Linked DNA regions of Homo sapiens: region 2 is linked to region 1. Evidence: chromatin loops called from intact Hi-C (ENCODE). Cell type or tissue: B cell. All regions are shown on one strand. Each heading gives the region's core, and the rest is flanking DNA. Links, peaks and the distances in the headings are about the cores only.

The links. A loop is a pair of places that touch in the nucleus more often than their neighbours do. Peaks named below come from ENCODE experiments on the same cell type or tissue, not always from the same donor. Only the 100,000 strongest peaks of a DNase experiment are listed, where the experiment ranks them.
Region 2: a loop joins it to region 1, with 3 times the contacts of the local background. A loop is called at or near these places in 10 of 110 quality-filtered maps.

Annotation. Positions count from the first base shown.
Region 1 is chr5:157,650,399-157,653,311 of GRCh38, forward strand. It overlaps SOX30 (SRY-box transcription factor 30), which reads right to left and starts at 2,040. Exons shown (of 5, transcript NM_178424.2): 1 at 714-2,040. The coding sequence starts at 1,680. LOC105377675 (a long non-coding RNA gene) reads left to right here and starts at 1,408. Exons shown (of 3, transcript XR_941127.3): 1 at 1,408-1,934. RefSeq lists an enhancer at 1,683-1,977. In B cell, for the core only: a CTCF peak has its summit at 1,307 (motif pointing right); a DNase peak (open chromatin) is centred at 1,393; H3K4me3 peaks cover 1,074 bases; H3K27ac peaks cover 1,723 bases.
Region 2 is chr5:157,594,890-157,597,802 of GRCh38, forward strand. No RefSeq gene overlaps it. Among named protein-coding and RNA genes, the nearest start is that of ADAM19, 21 kb to the left of the region's middle. In B cell, for the core only: no CTCF peak of the experiment used is centred there; a DNase peak (open chromatin) is centred at 1,762; H3K4me3 peaks cover 1,555 bases; H3K27ac peaks cover 2,500 bases.

The DNA.
Region 1 (2,913 bases), core at 242-2,741:
GGCAAAGTGTTCTGTGTGAACTAAATCTTAAAATAAGAATTTGCTAACTATATATCTGGAAATACTGAATAGAAATAAAAACATTATTTGTACTTGTTACTGCTGCAACTAGTCATTTCTTTAAAAATAATATTTATGGCTCATTCTACTGTATTCTTTTCAATATTTCTATAAGTCATTACCTTTCAGAGGAATAAACCCTAAAATATTACATTGAATCACGTATTGTTTTCTGCTAGAATATTTATTATTCATTTTTAAAGATAGCCTCTATAATCGGTATAAACTTTCCTGTTTAATTATAATCACTTTTTTCATTCAACACCATTATTTCTTCTATTTCTTGATACATATAAAAGTACTGAGCTGTTATACTACAATATTTTTAATCTTGATTATTTGTAGCATATAAACTGAGGGCTATGCGCTGTCTAGCAAGAATATTTCTATTTTTGTGTACAAAAATTAGTCCTATCTAAATACTGGGCCTTAAAATCGATTTTTTAAAAAATACTTGAGAATCTTGAAGGCATTCGTGTATTTTACTGCTATATGTACAAGTCGATCAGAAGTGATACCTGTGCAGACTCTGCCCTGAAAACAATCAGTTCCATTACTTTACTTTTGTAGTTTAGACTTGGGAACTGCTGACAAAACAGCTATGGGCAACACAGACGCAGTTTTGAAAACCCGACTCCCCTGCTGTCTAATACCTGCATCTGAGGGCAACACGGTGAGCGGGACATCTTTGGTTTCAATTTTTACAGAAGGCTCCAGTAGGGACTGCATTTTAGTAGGCACTGGTGTCAGGGGGACCTTGGTCAATCTTATCAGCTCTGAAGGCGGAGCTCCCTGAAACTGGATCCGGGCCCCAGGGGGGACCGTGTGGAGCGTCAAAGGGATCCTAAGGTCTTGCTGGTGCGGCCCAAAGGCACCGGACGTTGGGGCCAAGATGACCTCCGCGCTGCCATGAACCAGGCCATTGGACGCGGGCTCCGCGCCGAGCCTGCAGTCCTCGAGGAGTCTCTCGGGTTCCTCCGTTTTGATCACACCTTCTCGGATGGCTGCCGGGCTTTTGCCTGCCCCGCCTTGCATCGAGTCTCTCATGACCTCCTCCGCCTCCAGCTTGCCCTTCTCGTCCCCTCGGAAGTAGCCGAGGGCCGGCCCGGGGCCTTCCAACTTGACCACCCTGGAGGCTCTAGGACCGGTTTCGACGGCCCCTCGAGGCCCCACTGACTGATCCAGGCTGGGCCCCAGCTTCTGCTTCTTGGCCTTGACATGCAGCGCCAGGGGCTGCACCGGGTGCAACTCGGGCCTGGAGGTGGCGCCGTCTGACGCTGTCGGCGGCTGCAGGAGCCGCAGGTCGGGCCTGAACTGCAACAGCCGCGCCTGCGCGGACGAGGCAGCGGCTTCCTCGTTCTGGGCCTGAGGCTGTGGTAGCAGCAACACCTGCTCTGGCTTCACCTGCAGCAGCCGCCGCACCGCGGGCTGTAAGCCGGACGCCACTGCCTCCCCGCACGACGAGGCCAAGGTCGCACTGGCTGCCGCGCTCAGTGTGGGAGACGACGGAGGGGGCTCCATGGCTGCTGCCCAAAAGGAGGTGCCCTCGACCGGCAGCGGGGGCGGAGCGGGACGCAACGGGCGCGGCTGAGGCGGCGGCTCGGGTCTGGCTCTCTCCATGGGGGAGGGGGACGCCCCGGCCAGGATTGTGAGCTCAGCCGTTTGTTGGCGACCTTCCCCCTCCCCCTTTCGGTTAAGAGCCTTGCAAGGCCTTTGCTACCCAGAACCCTACGCGGTTCAAAACGCAGCTGTCTGTCTGGGCCTCACCCAATCACAACGACCGATACCCGTGGACGGCCAATCACAGGCGGGTTTTCCGGCTCTTCCTGGTCCCTACTCTCGCCTCGTGCTGAGTCCTCGAATCACCTGCCATGGTAGGAGCCGCCGCACTTGTTGCACATTTTCGTTCTGACTCTCTTGTGGAGTTCTCTTACAGCCGTTGTCTTTAGTCATCCCTCCCCCACCCGGAGCTGCGACAATGGCGTTGCCCAGGAAACGTTGCGCTTCCAGGCCGCTGACATCCAGGGAATGAAGTCTTGCGTCACAAGGGGAGCGACGGCCTTGTGCACGCGCTCTGTGCGGCCTGAGTAATCTGTCGGCCCTGAGTACCACCAGGGCTTTTGAATCTTTGCCAAGGGAGAATGGGGAAGATTTTGCAACTTATCAATAACCTATTAGCTAATGTTGCTGGGGAGGATCTTCGACTTTGTGTGATTATTGTGCTAAAGTTTCAATTAATCACCAGGCCCTGTGGCCCTACTTCCAAAATACTATACATCCCAAATTCATCCACTGTTTTGTGTCTCTACCTGCCATTATCCTGTTCCAGGCTCCCAGCATCTTTCACTGGGATACTGCCGTAACCCTGTAAATAGTCTCCCTGCTTGTCACCCTTGCCCCACTACACTCCAGCTGCCAGTGATCTTTCGAAAACGCAAATCTAAGGTTGTCACACTTTTCCTAAACTTTCCATGGCTCCCCACTGATAATGTAATGAAAGTCTAAAATTCTTAGCAAAGCCTTAAAAATCCCCCAGTGGCTTGGGATCTAACCTCCTACTACTGCTACTATTAGATTGGTGCAAAAGTAATTGTGGTTTTTGCCATTAAATAGTTATTGAGTCTTTGGGTTTCAGCCACATTGGCCCCATCATCATTCTCTTTCTACTGCAGGGTGTTTAAACATGCTCAGCATGCTACTCTTTCCTTTGTGTCTCCTTAATTCCTCCTGCACATTTTTCATATTGCAGCTCAACTGGGACTTCTTCAGAGAAGCTTTTACTGACTCTGAAAATCAGATAAAATCTTGGTCTACTTATACCTCTATCACTTGGTTTGCTTACCACAATTTGTA
Region 2 (2,913 bases), core at 322-2,821, 55 kb before region 1:
CACCCAGGGCTGGCTTCCCAGAAGTACAACCCAGGCAGTTGCACAGGGCATCATTCTCAGGAGAGCCTCACACTTGATTTAATGCTCTGGTATTGCCATTTTGCAATTCTTAATAATTTTTGGAGAAGAGGGTCTCACATTTTCGTTTTGCATTGGGACCCACATATCATGTAACTGTTTTGCAGCCACCTCAAAGTTTGGAATCCACACTTAAAGGTGACCCTCTCATCACCAGATTGCTAAGGAGAGGAGGAGGTAATTCCAGAATCAGAAACCTAGGGGATACTTTAGAAACCATCTTGCCCTGCAGATAGGGTCACCATTTCATTTTATAGCTAGGGCTACTAAGGTCCAGAAAGAGGAAATTGACTTCCTCAAGGTCATGGACAAATCCTGAAAAGGGAACCAGATTAAAAGTCTGAAGTGGTGAGTCTGCAAGGCTGTGAATACTAAGGCTGCCAGCAAGTTTATGTATCTGATATACCCCTGCATACCAATATGAAAATTCCTGTTTTTCACTTAGCTCAGTCAACTTTGGGTTGATCTGGTTGAAGCAGGAGAAGGATGTGGATAAAACGGGAAGAGTGGGGGTGTGATCTTTAAACAGATCAAGAAACTTGTATAAACAGACCCATTTAGAATAAGGATTGTGAAAGGAAAAAATCTTATATATGAACTCCACCCCTATGTTTGTTACAAAGGACAGATCTCCACCTAAACCCCTAAATAAACTGCAGAGGCAAAAGCATTCAGGAAAAACCCAGCAATATACTACCCAATTGAAAATGGCAATCAGCTCAACATCCCTAATCATCAGAGAAATGCAAATCAAAACTACGATGAGATACCACACTCTAGTCAGAATGGCTATTATTAAAAAGTCAGAAAACAACAGATGCTGGCAAGGCTGTGGAGAAAACGGAATGCTTATACATTGCTGGTGGGAATGTAAATTAGCTCAGCCACCGTGGAAAGCAGTTTGGAGATTTCTCAAAGGACTTAAATAGAACTACCATCAACCCAGCAATTCCATTACTGGGTATATATCCAAAAGAAAATAAATCATTCTACCAAAAAGACACATACACTCACATGTTCATTGCGGTGCTATTCACAATAGCAAAGACATGGAATCAACTAACCTAGGTGCCCACCAGTGGTAAATTGGATAAAGATAATGTGGTCCATATACACCATGAAATACTATGCAGCTATAAAAAAGAATGAAATAATGTTCTTTGCAGCAACATGGATGCAGCTGGAGGCCATTATCCTAAGCAAATTAACACAGGAACAGAAAACCAAATACTGCATGTTCTCATAAATAAGTGGGAGCTAAACATTGAGTGCATATGGACATAAATATGGAAACAATAGACAACGGGGACTACTAGAGGGGGAAGCGGTGGGGCAAGGGTTGAAAAAAAAGCTATTGGATACCATGCTTACTACCCGGGTAATGGGATCATTCACATCCCAAACCTCAGCATCATGCAATATACCCATGTAACAAACCTGCACATGTACCCCTGAATCTAAAATGAAAGTTGAAATTATTGTTTAAAATGGCAATCAATAAAGCACTTAATTTCAGCTGGCTCCACTTAGCCAGAGAACAGCTCGAAGACCTGTAGGTCTCGACTGCCTAGTTTTAGGTTAATGGCTGCACACACTCAGAAAGTCGAGTTCCTGCAGCTGGTTGAGTGGTAAGTTGAAGTGAGAATTAGGCAAATAAGTCAGCCCTTGCTCACATCTGCTCTTGTGGTCTGAGTGGGTGGATCTTCCTCTCCTCCCCAACCACTGCTCAGGAATAGTCAAGAACACAACGCCTGGGTGTAGAACTGCATCATTAAACCCACTGTGCTTGGCTCAGTGATGGGTATATGGCCCTAAGCTGGACCAATGGGCATCTTCCCCAAGACTCTTGACAGCTCTATCAAAAATTTGCTTTCTTCTCGTCTGAGATGGTAAGCAATATAAGTTTGGAGCTATGAGTTGTCTTCTTGCTGCCATGTCAGGAAAGAACCTGTCTAAAAAATGAAGTCAAACAGTGGTAAGAGGTATGGAGAAAGAGAGAGACAAGGTCCTAGTATTATTATTTGAACCTGTGGATTTAGCCATGCCTGAAGTCAGCCGCCTCAACTTTTCAACTACATGAGCCAATAATTTTCTTTTTTGCTCAAGCTAGTCTGAGTTAGAGGTCTGTCACTTGTGACTGAAAATATCTCAATCATGCAAAGGCCTCCTCCATTCTAGGCACTGTGCTAGCTGCTGGGATTATAAGAGTGGACAAAGACACATGTCATTCCTATCTTCACGGTACTTAGCATCTAGTGGGAAAGATGACAGTAAGCAAGTGAGCAAATACACATATACATAAAATATAATAATTACACATTGATATTTGTAAACAATTGATGCTAAAAGAGAGAATGAGAAAGGAGGACTACTTTAGACAGCATGGTGGGGTAAGGCTCTCTTGAGTTGTTTTTTGAGCTGAGAGTTTGTGGTTGGTATGAAGAACAGAGGGAAGAAAGTTTCAGGTGGCAGAGACAGCCACCATTCTCAGGCTTGAAAGGCCTCTATTCATTCCAGGACCTGAAAGAAGGCCTTCATTCATTCACCCATTCAACAAACATCTGTTAGACGGTGTCAAGTGCTAAGTACAAGGAGATAAAAGCAGCCCCTGGAGAGTTGATAAGAGACATTGAAAGCTATACAAATGTTTGAACCATGTTATTCAGCAATTCCACTTCTAGAAATTCAGTCAAAAGAAAATAACAGGAATTTCTGCAAAAACATAGCTATCAGGATGTTCATTGAAGCGTTATTTATTTTTTTAACTCTAATTGAAGTGCCACAAACATACTAAAAGAGTGCACATAGACCGGGTACGGTGGCTCACGCCTGTAA